Linked DNA regions of Homo sapiens: region 1 is linked to region 2. Evidence: chromatin loops called from intact Hi-C (ENCODE). Cell type or tissue: prostate gland. All regions are shown on one strand. Each heading gives the region's core, and the rest is flanking DNA. Links, peaks and the distances in the headings are about the cores only. Region 1 holds the start of ECI1-AS1 (ECI1 antisense RNA 1). Region 2 holds the start of NPW (neuropeptide W).

What was found. Hi-C counts contacts between places; a loop is a spot of excess contacts. Peaks named below come from ENCODE experiments on the same cell type or tissue, not always from the same donor. Only the 100,000 strongest peaks of a DNase experiment are listed, where the experiment ranks them.
Region 1: it touches region 2 in a loop (2.6-fold over the local background); 12 of 110 quality-filtered maps call a loop at or near these places.

What each region holds. Positions count from the first base shown.
Region 1 is chr16:2,240,504-2,248,818 of GRCh38, reverse strand. It overlaps ECI1 (enoyl-CoA delta isomerase 1), which reads left to right. Exons shown (of 7, transcript NM_001919.4): 3 at 1,833-1,960; 4 at 4,267-4,413; 5 at 5,380-5,501; 6 at 5,595-5,773. ECI1-AS1 (ECI1 antisense RNA 1) reads right to left here and starts at 8,275. Exons shown (of 2, transcript NR_186393.1): 1 at 7,729-8,275; 2 at 7,001-7,184. In prostate gland, for the core only: no CTCF peak of the experiment used is centred there; a DNase peak (open chromatin) is centred at 4,317.
Region 2 is chr16:2,017,999-2,026,313 of GRCh38, reverse strand. It overlaps NPW (neuropeptide W), which reads right to left and starts at 6,529. Exons shown (of 2, transcript NM_001099456.3): 1 at 6,002-6,529; 2 at 5,559-5,781. The coding sequence starts at 6,412. The coding sequence ends at 5,695. RefSeq lists silencers at 2,838-3,017, 5,492-5,786 and a cis regulatory region at 2,017-3,706. In prostate gland, for the core only: a CTCF peak has its summit at 3,043; a DNase peak (open chromatin) is centred at 2,973; H3K4me3 peaks cover 1,213 bases; H3K27ac peaks cover 1,471 bases; H3K27me3 peaks cover 394 bases.

The sequences.
Region 1 (8,315 bases), core at 50-8,049, 220 kb before region 2:
CAATGAAAAGGTTCTGGAACTAGGCAGCGGCGATAGTTGCACAACACAGTCAGTATACTGAATTGTGTAAGTGCCTGACTTGTTTACTTAAAAATGGCTAATTTAGGCTGGGCACAGTGGCTCATACCTATAATCACATCACTTTGGGAGGCCGAGGCAGGAGGATCACCTGAGGTCAGAAGTTCATGACCAGCCTGGCCAACCTGGTGAAACCCCGTCTCTACTAAAAATGCAAAAATTAGCCAGGCATGGTGGTGTGTCCTGTAATCCCAGCTTCTCAGGAGGCTGAGGCAGAAGAATGGCTTGAACCCAGGAGGCAGAGGTTGCAGTGAGCCGAGATAGCGCTGCTGCACTCCAGCCTGGGCAACAGAGCGAGGCTCTTGTCTCAAAAAAAAAATAAAGATAGAAAATGGTTAATTTGGCCGGGCATGGTGGCTCACACCTGTAATCCCAGCACTTTGGGAGGCCGAGGCGAGGTGTTCACGAAGTCAAGAGATCGAGACCATCCTGGCCAACCAACATGGTGAAACCCCATCTCTACTAAAAATACAAAAATTAGCTGGGCATAGTGGCGCATACCTGTAGTCCCAGCTACTCAGGAGGCTGAGGCAGGAGAATCGCTTGAACCCGGGAGGTGGACGTTGTAGTGAGCTGAGATCGCGCCACTGCACTCCAGCCTGGGCGACGAGCGAGACTCTGTCTCAGAAAAAAATGATAGAGAGAGAAAGAGAGAATGGTTGATTTAAAAAGCATGCAGTTTATATAGAATAAATAAAATTGTTAATTTATGTTATATCGATCTTACTTCAATGTAAAAAACCAAGGGCTCACTCCTGTAATCTAGCACTTTGGGAGCCTGAGGCAGAAGGACCACTTAAGCTCAGGAGTTCAAGACCAGCCTGGGCAACAAAATAAGACCTCGTCTGTACTAAAAAATAAAAAAGATTAACTGGGTGTGGTGGCGCTTGCCTATAATCCCAGCTACTCAGCAGGCTGAGTTGGGAGGATCGCTGGAGCCCAGGAGGTCAAAGCTGCAGTAACCAGAGATCACACCCCTGCACTCCTAGGTGATAGAGTGAGACCCTGTCTCAAAAATAATAATAATAAAAAAATAACCCCCAGGCCGGGCGCTGTGGCTTACGCCTGTAATCCTGGCACTTTGGGAGGCCGAGGCGAGCGGATCACCTGAGGTTGGGAGTTCAAGACCAGCCTGACCAGCATGGAGAAAACCCCGTCCCTACTAAAAATACAAAATTAGCTGGATGTAGCGGCACGCACCTGTAATCCTAGCTACTCGGGAGGCTGAGGCAGTCGAATCGCTTGAACCCAAGAGGCAGAGGTTGCGGTGAGCCAAGATCGCTCCATTGCACTTGAACCTGGGCAACAAGAGCAAAACTCCGTCTCAAAAAAGTAAATAAAAATAGGACCAGGCGCGGGGGCTCACGCCTGTAATCCCAGCACTTTGGGAGGCCGACGTGGGCAGATCGCGAGGTCAAGAGATCGAGCCCATCCTGGCTAACACGGTGAAACCCTGTCTCTACTTAAAAGAAAAAAATTATCCGGGCGTGGTGGTGGGCACCTGTAGTCCCAGCTACTCAGGAGGCTGAGGCAGGAGAATGGTGTGAACCCGGAAGGCAGAGCTTGCAGTGAGCTGAGATCGCGCCACTGCACTCCAGCCTGGGTGACAGAGCGAGACTCTGTCTCTAAATAAATAAATTAATAAATAAAACCCCCAAAATGCACAGCTATCATGGCTTAGTTGAGGGTGCAGGCTGGTCAGGCTGCTTTTCCAGTGCCAGGTGTGAGCTTTCTCTTCTCATTCTTTAAATTAGGGGTCGCTGTGATGAAATTCAAGAACCCCCCAGTGAACAGCCTGAGCCTGGAGTTTCTGACGGAGCTGGTCATCAGCCTGGAGAAGCTGGAGAATGACAAGAGCTTCCGCGGTGTCATTCTGACCTCGGTAGGTGCTAGTTCAGCTCCCTACCCCAGCCCGAGTTCTTGGCCTGAGTTCTCTGATGTGAGCCCAGGCCTGTTGCACATGGAAGAGGCAGAGCCTGCCAACGTGTGGCACAGGCCAGCCGGCAGCCCCACCACCCTGGACTCCAGGCGCCTTCACGGGAGGCTTCCAGGAGCACCGTCTGGGTGTGCCCCAGCAGGGACCCAAACTGCCATGGGCCTCAAGCAGATCATTCCCAAAGGTGAAGGTGGACCAGTCTCAGAGACAGCCTTCCCAGGAGACAGCTTTCCCAAGAGACGCCCTTCCCGGGAGACAGCCTTCCCAAGAGGCAGCCCTCCTGGGAGACCGCCTTCCTGGGAGACAGCCTTCCCTGCCCGGGCCGTCGTCCAGGCGGACACTGGGGAGAGCTGTGGGCAGCGAGTGAGGGAGAGCCATGCATCTATGGGGTCACCTTGGACCCTAAGCACACCTGGTGGTGGGTTCCTGGAGTGCTCCCCACTAGGATCACTTGGGTGCCCTGAGCCAGTCCTGCGAACAATACCCATGCTCTCTGATCCTCTGTGGGCCAGTCTTCAGGGCGAGTTCTCAAGGGTGAACCTCTTTGGTCTGAGTTCTTGTGCAGGGGACTCTAAATGTTGCCTGAGTGCTGGCGAACGCTAGGCGTGTCATCTGTGGGAACGGTGTCATTACCAACATCGCCGAGGGGCAGTAAGCAGTGTCAGGCCCAGGAGGATGGGACCCTTGAGGAGAAGCGGGCATTGGCTGAGGTGAGGGGAGTGAGGGGTCCTCGGAGGCTGGCGTGGCTTTACAGGGCCTGGCCTAGAACTCCTGACCTCAAGTGATCTGCCCACCTCGGCCTCCCAAAGTGCTGGCCACGTCCAGCCTTATATATTTATTGAGACAGAATCTCCCTCTCTTGCCCAGGCTGGAGTACAGTGACGTGATCTTGGCTTACTACAACCTCCGCCTCCTGGGTTCAAGCGATTCTTGAATCTTGAAAATTTTTAAAATTTTTGGGAGAGACAGTGCCTTTATTGCCCACGTTGGTCTTGAACTCCTGGGCTCAAGCACTCCTCCCACCTCGGCTCCCCAGTGTGCTAGGATTACAGGTGCGAGCCATTGCACCTGGTTAATTTTTTTGCTTAATTTTTACTTTTTTGTACAGGCGGGGTCTTGCTATGTTGCCCAGGCTGGTCTTGAACTCCTGGCCTCAAGCAGTTCTCCAATCTTGGCCTCCCAAAGCTCTGGGATTACAGGCATGAGCCACCACGCCAGGCCTGGGTTTTGAGTAACGGAAGTAGAACGCGTTTTGTAGAAACAAAGGACCGGCCTACCCATTCTGTGCGGCACCAGCTCACACCTGTTTGGGAACAGCGGAGCTGCGTTGCCCACCCGCACCGTTCCTGGCTTTTTCACATCGCCTGAGGATGTGGAGGCCATCCCATCTGTCCCAGCCGCCTCCTCCTCGCACACATTAGGTGGCTGTCGCCCTCCTTCCTGCAGACAGGGCGGGGTAAACATCCACCCAGCTCTGCTTGTGTGAGTCAGGGTGAGCTGGGTTCAGCTGCAGGAACAAGTTCACCCACAGCCTTGGGGGGTCTGGCCCTCGGGAGGAAAACGTGCCGTGTTGTGCAGAGGGGAAGGTACCCTTGTCATTTGCTCAGGGGGCTGTGACCATGCAGGGTCCCCAGGGTGGGTTCTCCACTCCTCCCCGAGCCCGCCTCCCTGGCCGGCAGCCCTGACTGGGAGTCTGAGGCTCCTGTGCTGGCGCCCGCTACTCCAGCCGTGGGAGGGTCCCTTCCACCTGTGCTCACCCCTCGCCCTTCCTTGGTAGCTGCTGAGAAACCCACACATTCCAGATCATTCTCCCACCCTAGCACTTCCTGGTCCACACGGGGGTCCCTGGCTTGCTTGGCCCTTTGCGGGTAAATGATTCAGAACGTGCAGCTCCTCTGGATTCTCAGGAGTCTTCACCACACCTCTGGGTTCTTCTGCCCGAGCCAGGCGTGCAGAGCCAGAGGGCCGGCGCACTTATGTCCCTGAGAGGTGCCTGGCGCTGCCTGTCCTCTCCTATCCAGTTTGAAGCGGGAAAGGGAAGAATGTTCTGGGAAGTACAGGGAAGCCAGGTCCAGGAGAAGCCTTGGCCGAGTCCCTGGAGCGCCTAGTCCTGGCTCTGTGGGGCAGCACCCACACCCTGAGCGTGACCTGGCCCTGCTGTGCGTCGTGCACCTGGGCTCCCCAGCCCTCCTGCTGTGATGCCAGCTGGGAGGTGGACTCTGATGGGCATGTGGCCCCGGCTCCCCCTGCAGGACCGCCCGGGTGTCTTCTCGGCCGGCCTGGACCTGACGGAGATGTGTGGGAGGAGCCCCGCCCACTACGCTGGGTACTGGAAGGCCGTTCAGGAGCTGTGGCTGCGGTTGTACCAGTCCAACCTGGTGCTGGTCTCCGCCATCAACGTGAGTGTCCCCACTCCCAGGTGGCCTCGCTGGCTGTTCTGGGCCAGCGCCAGGGGGTGGGACAGACACTGTCCTGCCCTTGGAATCTCTCACAGGGGAAGGGGACGGTTGGAGAGGCCCTGAGATGTGCACAGGTGAGCGCCATCGCAGACCACGGGGCGTGTTGAGAAAGGTGGGCCTCGGGTGAGGGCCCTGGCCTGGGTCAATCAGACAAGACCCAGAAAAGAGCCAGTGGGTAGGGACCAGGGCCTGGGGTTGATGCCAGCCTGGGTGGAGGCTGTGTGGGTGAGTGGGTGATCGGACCCACATTTTGGAAACATCACTCCATCCCTTCTGGGGGAAGGCCAGGGAAGCCGAGAACAACACGGGGGCTTAACCTCAGGAACCAGGGTGTCCTGCGGGGTGGCTGTGACAAGCCGGGTGTGGGCCGGAGCCTGGTGGAGGGGAGGGCTGGTGTGAGAGGAAGCCTCAAGGGTGCACGGCCATGCAGACAGGATGGGTCCTGCGCGGGGCAGTGGGTACCTGCAGTGACCACAGGGTGAGTGTGGGGTTCCCAGGACATCCTGGTTGCGCTAGCTGCTGGGGTGGTATCGGGGCCCCCTTGGGGCATGACAGTTATGACTAAATGCTTGTGTGGCATTTTAGCATTGAGTAAAAGCACTGAGAGGACAAGCGACTTGCTCCCCTAACTGAATGGTTTTTAAAAGTGATTTATCTGTTGCCGAAGAACTAATGACCCTCGGCTGAGGACGAGCCTCAGACCCTCCTTGCCGAGCGCTAAGGGGCCAGTTCCTTCCTCATCCATTTCCCAGTGCACACCCAGCCCAGCCCAGACCATTGTGGGTGTTGAACCCTGCGGGGGTCGGGGTGCGCCAAGGGCACAGGCCCTCCTTCCTTGGACCTGGCCCTCTGGAATGTGGTTGGGACCAGCAGCACCTAAGAGCCCTGTCCGGCCTCTCCCTGCAGGGAGCCTGCCCCGCTGGAGGCTGCCTGGTGGCCCTGACCTGTGACTACCGCATCCTGGCGGACAACCCCAGGTACTGCATAGGACTCAATGAGACCCAGCTGGGCATCATCGCCCCTTTCTGGTAAGGCCCTGGGCTGCAGCCACGCTCCATGCTTGTTGTGGAGGGAACAGACCCGCCTGGGGCCATGTGGTGAGTGGGTGTCTGCATTTCCAGGTTGAAAGACACCCTGGAGAACACCATCGGGCACCGGGCGGCGGAGCGTGCCCTGCAGCTGGGGCTGCTCTTCCCGCCGGCGGAGGCCCTGCAGGTGGGCATAGTGGACCAGGTGGTCCCGGAGGAGCAGGTGCAGAGCACTGCGCTGTCAGCGATAGCCCAGTGGATGGCCATTCCAGGTGAGGCACGGGGCATGGCGGGCGCCCGATGATGCTGGGGAGACCAGAAGGTTCTCCACCCAAAGGTTTTCTGTGGACATCGTGACTTCGGGAGACTGTTGATAATCACAGCCATGTGGGTGTCAGGAGGCTGCTGTAACAACGCAGCACAGACCGGGTGGCCCAGACCGCAGAAGCTCATCTCACGGTGCTGGAGACCAGAGGTGCAAAATCAAAGTGTGGGCAGGACTGCACTTCCTCCCTGCGTTCCAGGGAGGCTCCTTCCTGCCCCGCCCACTTCTGCTGGCTCCAGGCCTCCCTGGGCTTGTGGGCGCCTCGCTCTAATCTCTGCCTCCATCCTTACGCAGCTTTCTCCCCTGTGTTTCTGTGGGTCTCAGGTCTCTCTCTCCCTTCTCAGGACACCTGCCATGTGATTTAGGACCTACCTTAAATCCAAGATGATCCCAACTTAATTACATCTGCAGAGACTCTTTCCAAATAAGGTCACACTTCCAAGTTCCAGAGCAGTGGTTAGGGCTTGGACCTATCTTTTGGGGCACACTTTTCAACCTACTACAAAGACAATTGTCCACTTCATAGAAAAAGAGCTGGTCATATCAGCGATGGTATAGACCAGGGCCCAGCAAATTCTGTCTCTAAAGGGCCAGGTGGCTTGTGGGCTCTGTAGGTAAGACCTTTGTAGCAGAAAGCAGCCACAGAGGAGACGTAAACTGACAGGTATAGCTGTGTTCCGGCAAAGCTTTATGGACAGTGGGCCAGGTGCGGTGGCTCACGCCTGTAATCTCAGCACTTTGGGAGGCTGAGGCAGGCAGATCACTTGAGATCAGGAGTTCAAGACCAGCCTGGCCAACATGGTGAAACCCCATCTCTACTAAAAATACAGAAATGGGCCAGGCGCGGTGGCTCACACCTGTAATCCCAACATTTTAAGAGGCCGAGGCGGGCGGATCACAAGGTCAGGAGATCAAGACCATCCTGGCTAACACGGTGAAACCCTGTCTCTACTAAAAATACAAAAATTAGCCAGGTGTGGCGGCGGGCGCCTGTAGTCCCAGCTACTCGAGAGGCTGAGGCAGGAGGATGGCGTGAACCCGGGAGGCGGAGCTTGCAGTGAGCTGAGATCGCACCACTGTACTCTAGCCTGAGCAACAGAGAGCAGGACTCTGTCTCAAAAAAAAAAAAAAAAAATGAGCCGGGCGTGATGGCACGTGCCTGTAATTCCAGCTACTGGGAGGTTGAGGCAGGAGAATCGCTTGAACTTGGGAGGCAGAGGTTGCAGTGAGCCAAGATCATGCCATTGTACCCCAGCCTGGGTGACAGAGTGAGACTCTGTCTCAAAAACAACAAAAAAAATTTTATGGACACTGAAATTTGAGTTTCACATAATTTTCACATGTCACAAAATACTAACCTTCTTTTGATTTTCAACTATTCAAAAATGTAAAAACCAGCCCGGCACAGTGGCTGAAGCCTGTAATCCCAGCACTTTGAGAGGCCAAGGTGGGCGGATCACCTGAGGTCAGGAGTTTTAGACCAGCCTGGCCAACATGGCAAAACCCCGTCTCTACTAAAAATACAAAAATTAGCCGGGTGTGGGGGCAGGTACCTGTAATCCCAGCTACTTGGGAAGGCTGAGGCCGGAGAATCACTTGAACCTGGGAGGCGGAGGTTGCAGTGAGCCAAGATCATGCTACTGCGCTCCAGCCAGGACGACAGAGTGAGACTCCTCTCAAAAAAAGTAAAAACTATTCATAGCTTCAGGGCCTTGAGAAGCCAGATTTGCCAACCCTGATACAAATGACTGAAGGCTGTGCTGCCATTTCCTGTGCTGTAAGACAGTATTTAATATAGTGCCATGGAAATTTTTTTATTTTTATTTTATTTATTTTTTTTGAGATGGAGTCTCCCTCTTGCTCAGGCTGGAGTGCAGTGGTGCGATCTCAGCTCACTGCAACCTCCACCTCCTGGGTTCGTGCCATTCTCCTGCCTCAGCCTCCTGCGTCGTGGAAATATTCTTCATAATATAGTTGAGTGAAAATGACACGTTAAGTCGCTGGGCGCGGTGGCTCACACCTGCAATCCCGGCACTTTGGGAGGCCAAGGAGGGTGGATCACCTGAGGTCAGGAGTTCGAGATCAGCCTGACCAACATGGTGAAACCCCTTCTCTACTAAAAATACAAAAATTAGCCGGGCATGGTAATGCTCCTGTAATCCCAGCTACTCAGGAGGCTGAGGCAGGAGAAGTGCTTGAACTTGGGAGGCGGAGGTTGCAGTGAGCCAAGGTCACGCCACTGTAGTCCAGCCTGGGTGGCAGAGACAGACTCCATCTCAAAAATAAATAAATAAATAATACAAAATTAGCCAGGATGTGTGTGCACGCCTGTAGTCCCAGCTACTCAGGAGGCTGAGGTGAGAGGATCACCTGAGCCCAGGGATTCAAGGCTGCAGTGAGTCGTGATCACTAGTGCACTCCAGTATGGGCGACAGAGAATATCCTGTCTCTTTAAAAACAAAACAAAACAAAAAAAAATTAGGGCCGGG
Region 2 (8,315 bases), core at 38-8,037:
GCCAGTGGCTGGGAGACTCCCTGGCCTACCCACCGTGTTCGGCCTATCTGCACCGCGTCGGTTCCCACGCCCTGCTGCCATTCTTTCCCTTGGCCGGGCCGGCCCCCTCACTTGTGTCCCAGCCCACCCCAGGCCTGGACTGTGACTTTGCAGGGTGACAAAAGGATATGAGTCTCGAGGGTCCCTGCTACCCACCTCCTGACATGGGCTACACTCCACTGAATTATTTGGGCTCTAAGCTCTGGGTGTGCACAGGCGCTGCTCCACAGTGTCCACAGGCAGGCAGCAGGCCTCCCCTCCCCTGCCCACAGCCGTCCACGTCCCTCAGCCTCTACCTGAAGCACGAGTGTCCCTCCTTCCCCAACAGGACAGTCACCACCACAGTGAAATCATTTAGGCCTAAGTGCATTTTACCTGGAACAACCCTAGGGGACCGGCCACTTCACAGACCTGCAAACAGGCCTGGAGAGGGAAAAGACCCACGAAGCCTCCTCAGCTCCATTTGGGCCCAGGGATGTGAGATTCGGAGTCCATGCTATCTTCACCACCCAGCTCTTCCTCTGTCTCCAATATAGGAAGGTAGCTGAGTCCAGGCACAGCCCCAGTCTGCCCTCCTCCCCAGCCCAGCCAGGCCCCCTTGCACATACCTGGTTCCCAGGGGTCAGGCACAGCCAGCCCAGGCAATTCCCCATGTGAGCCGTAGAAGCAGGCTTGGCGCAGTCCTCCTCTCCCTCTCGTCTCTCCGGGGCCCTGGGCTGGGCTCCCCTGCCCCCACCCAAGCACAGGGCTCGCCTCTGGGCAGCCTCCTGGGCCATGGCCCCCTGGGTGCCCATATCCCGGCAGCTGCCCCTAAAAGCCACTTAGGCTGAGGCGCCGCGACTGCTCGCCACCCCAACCCCTGCAATTCCTGGGTAAGGCTGCTTCAGGCTCCCGCCCGGCCGGCCGCTTCCATCTCTCTGTCTGCATGTCCAGAGGCTGCCTGTCTGGCCTGTGGCTGGCCTCCCTGGACACAGCCTGGTGCTGCCACCCTTGGAGTCTGTGAAGATGGCTGTGGGCAGTGTGACCCACCACCACGCACCCCACATACCACACCTGTTTGGGCTTAGGGGGTCATCCCACACCAACCAGGTCCACCCAAAACCTGGCAGGCTGTAGCTTCCTGGCCACACTAGAGTCGAGGGAGGTGGCTGGATGGGAGACTCCAGCAGCCCCAGGTCCCCTGGGTAAGGGGGCTTGCAGACCTTACCCGCCCTGGGTGGGGCAGACGCCTGATCAGCCTTGGGCATACACCATCCTTCCCTGGCCCAGGACTCAGCTGATTCCTACTCCCAGTGACTGAAGATGGGCTGAGGGGCCGGAGCAGTGGCTCACGCCTGTAATCCCAACACTCTGGGAGGCCGAGGTGGGTGGATCACCTGAGGTCAGGAGTTCGAGACCAGCCTGGCCAATGTGGCGAAACCCCGTCTCTACTGAAAATACAAAAAAAATTAGCCAGGCGTGGTGGTGGGCATCTGTAATCCCAGCTACTGGGGAGGTTGAGGCAGGAGAATCGCTTGAACCCAGGAGGCGGAGGTTGCAGTGAGCTGAGATTGCGTCACTGCACTCCAGCCTGGGCAACAGAGCTAGACACCATCTCAAAAACAATAAATAAATAATTTAAAAACAAATAAAAAAAAAAAGATGGGATGGAGAACAGCATGGCAGAGGGAGGGGCCACAAGGGACATGAGGTCACAACCAGGGCCAGGAACCAAGGAAATATCACCGGACACACTGCTGCTACAGAGTTAACAAAAGAGTCCCCAAAGCCATGAAGGAGCTGAGGAGGGTAACAGAGTAGCAAAGGGCCGGGCAACAAAGGAAGTGGGCCTAGCAAAGCAGGGAGCAGGAGGAATGAGGCAGCCAGAGAGGAACCAGAGGTCACGATTTCAGAGGAGGTGCAGAGTCAGTGAGAGGGGACAGTGAGTCCAGGGGCCTGGAGGAACAGGCGAGGAAGGGTGACCTAGAAGCTCTCGGGGGCAAACCCTCCCAGGCCTCTTCTCCAGCCAGCCTCCGGAAGCTCTCAGCCCTGGTCCGAGGCTGACCTTGGCCCGTATGGGTGCTGCGCTGGAGGCAGAGAAAGGCGAAGGGAAGCACCTGGGCAAAGGTGTTCAGGGGCCGCAAAGTGCTTGGTGTCTCGAAGAAAGGGCTAGGGAGGTGGGCGGGAGGGAGTAGGGTCAGCATCGAGAGGAGGGTGGACTTTATTTTCCTGGTTCTGTGGGGTGCAGATGGGGTGTGGGTGACGTGGGCTCCCCGGGCCCCAGCAGGAGGGAAGAAAGTCAAGGCAGAGGCAATCAGAGGCTTGGGAGATCCCCCAACTCTCCACCCAACCCCCTTAACCCACGCCTGCCAGCATGCTACCCAGGCGTGGGTCCTATCCAGCAGAGGGAGAGCAGGTCTCAGCCGTTCCCCTGGGCTGTCGGTGGGGGGTCCACCGGGGTGGGGGCCGCCCGTGCACTCCTGTTTTGGCAGGACCTTTCCTTCGGGCCTTGAACCCGCATCCCTCCAGCAAGGTCCCAGCGATCTCAGGGAGCCCGAGCCTGGACCTGGACCGGGGCTCCGGGGTGTGGCCGTGGCCTGGGGCCCTGTCTGGGGGTGGGGCCACTATTCCGACTCCCGGTAATGGTCCAGAGCTGCTCAGGCAGGCGGGGCTTCCTAATGGACATTAATGGCCCTTCAAGCATAACCAGACCGCGCCTAGGGCCTCTTCCCTCAGGCTGCACCATGCCTCTCTTTACATTCTGAAACTGGAGCAGGCGGAGCCAGCGCGACAGAAGGAGGTGACCAACAGAGACCCACAGACCAGACAGAGAGAGAAGGCCGGGGGACTGCGACGACCCAAGAGTGGGGAGAGGCAGGAAACCGCTGCCGCCGACGGGGCGACCCCGCCCACCCGTCGTGGCCCCGCCCACTGCGGCTCTAGCCCCGCCCGTTGCTGGAGGCGCGAGTCGGACGCTACCGCCCGGAACAGTAGCCGCGCAGCGCCACCTGGCCGGAACTGGTGGCATTGCATCGTGCGAGGAGTTGCCCCAGGATCCTGCCCATCTGGCTTCCTTCCACTCGATCCAGTCCTGTGGGGTGGGGACTGGGGTGAGGCTGGCGCCCTAGGCCTGGTTGCGCTGCAGGGGAATAAGGGTGTGGAGTGGGGGAGGCAGAGAAGCCTCTCATGGGCTCTGTCTCCCCATCTTGGACCAGGCAAGCACCAGGGAACATCACTGAACGCCCCCCCGCCAGCCCCGCGAGAACAGAGCTTTGAGCACCTTGGCCTGCGCAAGGGGAGGCCAGAGCTGAAGCAGCCCCAGGAAGAACATTTAACCCAGCCTGGGGCCCTGGAGTCCTCCTTCGGCGGGGGAGGTCCCGGGCTGTCCTGGAATCTGCAGTCTGGAGCAGGCGGTGGGGAAGGGGGAGGAGGCAGTGGGAGGGGCGGTGAGAGCAGACAGAGCCAGCCCTGCCAGAGCACGGGTATCGTCCCATAGGCAGTGGGGAGCCCTTGAGGCGTGGTGTGGTGGTGACGAGGTCAGGACATCCATGTTCTTAGAGGTCAGGTTCAGTGAGGAACAGGGGCAGGAGTGGGAAGGAATGAGCTCGCAGGAGAATGAGTTGCCCTGTGAGGTGTGTGACCACCTCTTCACCCAGCACAGAGCCGGAGGGAGGGCTAGATGGAACCAAGGGCTCCATAAGAATTGGCTGTTGGCCGGGCGCGGTGGCTCACGCCTGTAATCCCAGTACTTTGGGAGGCCAAGGCGGGCGGATCACGAGGTCAGGAGATCGAGACCATCTTGGCCAACATGGTGAAACCCCGTCTCTACTAAAAATACAAAAATTAGCTGGGCGTGGTGGTGGGCGCCTGTAGTCCCAGCTACTCGGGAGGCTGAGGCAGGAGAATGGTGTGAACCCGGGAGGCGGAGCTTGCAGTGAGCGGAGATCATGCCACTGCACTCCAGCCTGGGCAACAGTGCAAGACTCTGTCTCAAAAAAAAAAAAAACAAAAATTAGCTGGGCGTGGTAGTGGGCACCTGTAATCCCAGCTACTGGGGAGGCTGAGGTGGGAGAATCATCTGAGCCGGGGAGGCAGAGAGGCGGAGGTTGCAGTGAGCCGAGATAGTGCCTCTTCAGCATGGGCTGGAGACTCCGTCTCAAAAAAAAAAAAAAAAAAAAGAAAAGAAAAAGAATTGAAGGGGTGGAGATAAAAAGCACCCACATTTGGGAGACAGACACACCTTGGAGATGGAAAGGACCTACCAGTGAGGGGAGGGGGGCTTCTAGAAGTGGGGGTGGGGAGCTGGTTCCACAGAGGCATCCTGGAGCCAGGCCCAGGACCACCTCTCCCCCAATGCTTGCTGGGTGGCCCCAAGGGGGGACCCTGCCACATGGCCACAGGAGGGCTCCAAGGGTGGGCTGCATCAGGGCATGTGACCTTGGTGGTTTGGGGTCCAGGACAGTCATTGGAGTCCCAGGGAAGATTAGAGAGGGTTGAAGAGGCAGCGGGAGGGAGGAGGGGCCCAGACCCTTGGGAAGGGAACTGGAGGGGGCCTGGTGGATGGAGGTCCTCGGTGTTCAAGATGGCAGGGCACATTTATGTGGGGGGGCTGGAGCCAGTGACCAGAAGTGCATGCAGAGGGGGATAAAAGGCAGAGAAGCAGGCCGGGTGCGGTGGCTCACACCTGTAATCCCAGCACTTTGGGAGGCTGAGGCGGGCGGATCACGAGGTCAGGTGATCGAGACCATCGTGGCTAACATGGTGAAACCCCGTCTCAACTAAAAATACAAAAAATTAGCTGGGCGAGGTGACGGGCGCCTGTAGTCCCAGCTACTCGGGAGGCTGAGGCAGGAGAATGGCGTGAAACCGGGAGGCGGAGCTTTCAGTGAGCCGAGATTGCGCCACTGCACTCCAGCCTGGGCGACATAGCCAGACTCCGTCTCAAAAAAAAAAAAAAAGGCAGAGGAGCAGCCAGGGGCAGTGGCTCATGCCTGTAATCCCAGCACTTTGGGAGGGAGGCTGAGGTGGGCGGATCACCTGAGGTCAGGAGTTCAAGACCAGCACGTCCAACATGGTGAAACCCTGTCTCTACAAAAATACAAAAATTAGCTGGGCATCATGGTGGGTGCCTGTAATCCCAGCTACTCAGGAGGCTGAGGCGGGAGAATCGCTTGAACCTGGGAAGTGGAGGTTGCAGTAACCCGAGATCGCGCCATTGCACTCCAGCCTGGACAACAAAGAGAGACTGCATCTCAAAAAAAAAAAAAAAAAAAAGCAAGAAGCAAGGTGGGGCTCAGGTGGAGGGGCCCCTCCTCCCGGGGCATGACCCAGAAGAAGGGGACCAGGGGTTCTTAATCAATCTGCGGAAGCCTTTGGCTAAGGGAGGGAGGGGGTGCCGGGAGATCCAGGTTTGAAATGAATGCTGAGTGCCCGGCGCTTCCCCTGGTCGGCGAGGGAGGGGCCCCTGACATTTGCCAGGGCGTGGGCGCGCCTGTCTGCGCCCTGAGCTAGACGGCAAAGTACACAAGCAGACGAAGGGGTCGCATGCGGGGGCGCAGGAGTCAGGCGGATTTTATTGACCGGACGGCAGGCGGGGTCTATGAGCGGCTCCTGGAAGCGCGCGGCCACTCCTCCTGGGTCAGGCGCGGAGGCGCCACGGGCGGGCGGGGGACGCTGTCAGAACGGTCCGGGGGCCAGGCAGGGCAGGCCAAGGCGGTTTGCTGCGGGGTCCACCGCTGGGCGGGAGACGTCTCTCCGAAGTCTCTAACGAGAACACAGCAAGGCCGTGGGGAGGAGGCTGTGGCCCTCCAACCACCGCCCCCGGGTGCCAGGGTCGAGCCTGCCCAGGGAAAGCTCTTCTGGGCGCGGAGCAGGGAATGGAAGGGCCCGAGGGTGCCCCCTGAACGCGCGGCTCCGTGCTCCGGCTCAGACCTCCCGAGACCCCCTTGCCCGCGGCGGTCCAGGCCTCTCCCCTCTCACGTACCTGGCCAGCTCCGCTGAAGTCCAGGGACTCCGGTTCCAGCGCAGGCTCTGGGGCGCGCGGGCTCCGGGGCGCACGGACGGGGATCCCTGCCTGGGAGCTCCTGCGTCGCGTCTCCCACAGCTCCTGAACCCACGAGGGCAGCAGGAGAGGAGCCTCGCGGGCTGCGGGTTCGGGGGAGAGGGTGTCCCTGGCCAGGGGCCCGGCGGCCGCGCGCAGCGCGCGGCGCCACAGATAGGGTGAGCGACGCAGCCCCATGAGCAGGCCAGCGGCGCGGCCCACCGTGTGGTAGCGGGGACTCGCCACGTGCTTGTACCACGCGCCGGAGGGCAGCGGCAGCAGGAGCAGAAGCAGCAGCAGTGCCAGCCGCGGCCGGCTCGCGGGAGCCCCCCGCTCCCCTGGGCGCCACGCCAGGGCGCTCGCGTCGACGGCCGCCCGGCGGGGCGGGCCACGAACCGGCTCGGCTGGGTTTGGGCGCGCAGTGGAGTTGGGACGCCCAGGTACCGGAGCGCAGGAGGCTGGAGGCGAGCCGTGGGTCCCCTGCAGGCCCAGCTATAACCGCTCGGTGGCCCCGCCTCGTTCCGCCCCCTCAGTACCGCTGGGCTCCCCAGATGGGGGGAGGGACGGAGGGAGGAGAGGGAACCCTGGCAGCTGGCGGGGGACGTGGGTACTTGAGCACCTCACTGAGTGGGCCGCTGGCTGGAACTGGGCTCGAGGCTCCTCTGAGGGGACACGTCCCATTCTCTGCCTGCTCAGCCTCCTCCCTCTAGGAGTGGAAGTGCCAGGGAGTGGGTACTGGGAACACTGATGAGGGAGTAGGGCTGAGGGATGCCCCTTTAGCCAGACTCCTGCCGGTGGGACGACAGCAGAGCGAAGGCCCAGGTGCAGGCAGAGCTACAGTGGCTATTGCAGGAGGGCTGTCGGGGGCCTTCAGCACCATTCAAGACCCCTCTGGGTGAGTCCCCCCAAGAGTTGTCCCTTGTCCTTGCCTAGCATAGCTCCCAAAGCTGTCCCCACACCCTGTCCTGTCCACTGCCACCCCCAGCTTCTCCCCACCAACCCATCTCCCCGCAGAAGCCTTAGAAGCCTCATGTTGGCAACACCAAGCCATCCGTGGGGTCTGCAGTTCTGTGAGGCTTCCAGGAGAAAAAGTCAGCCCCTCCTGGAACCTCTACCCCTGGAGGGGCAGGACAAGGCCTTGCAGACCTCCAGCGCCTCCTCTCTGGTGATGGTCCCCCAAGACCACTTTATCCAGCCAGTCTCAATTTTTGCCTAAACCAACAGCCTGTGGCTTTGCCTGCCTCTGTGCGTCTGTGCCTAACACCTACTCATCCTTCAAGACTCCACTTAAATGGCCCAGATCCTTGGCCGGGCGCGGTGGCTCACACCTGTAATCCCAGCACTTTGGGAGGCCGAGGCGGGCGGATCACCTAAGGTCATGAATTCAAGACCAGCCTGGCCAACGTGGTGAAACCCCATCTCTACGAAAAACACAAAAAATTAGCTGGGTATGGTGGCAGGCACCTGTAATCCCAGCTACTTGAGAAGCTAAGGCAGGAGAATCGCTTGAACCCGGGAGGCGGAGGTTGCAGCGAGCCAAGATTGCATCATTGCACTCCAGCCTGGGCAACAAGAGCGAAACTGCATCTTTTTTTTTTTTTTTGAGACGGATTCTGGCTCTGTTGCCCAGGCTGGAGTGCAGTGGCGCGATCTCGGCTCACTGCAAGCTCCGCCTCCTAGGTTCACGCCATTTTCCTGCCTCAGCCTCCCGAGTAGCTGAGACTACAGGTGCCCGCCACTACGCCCGGCTAATTTTTTGTATTTTTAGTAGAGACGGGGTTTCACCACGTTAGCCAGGATGGTCTTGATCTCCTGACCTTGTGACTTGTGATCCGCCCGCCTCGGCCTCCCAAAGTGCTGGGATTATAGGCGTGAGCCACTGTGCCCGGCCGAAACTGCATCTTAAAAAAAAAAAAAGGCGCAGGGCCAGACAGTCCCTCAGAATTTCCCTCTGTGGCCATCTGGGCTTAACAACCCCCTCCCAGAGGGCAGAGCCTGACACAGTCTTTCCTGACCTCCCAGCAAGGGTGAATCCAGCCCTCCCTCAGCAACCATGTCAGTCATGGGGCAGCCCCTGGGTCCCAGACACCAGGGATCTCGTTTTGGGTCATCATGAACTATCTCATCTTGACCTCCAGACAATGTCATGAGTGGAACTATTATTGACTCCACTCACCAACGAGTAAACTGAGGCCCAGGGAGAACTGACCTGCCCCAGATCATGTTGGGTAAATGGTGGAGGTGAGATACATCCTAG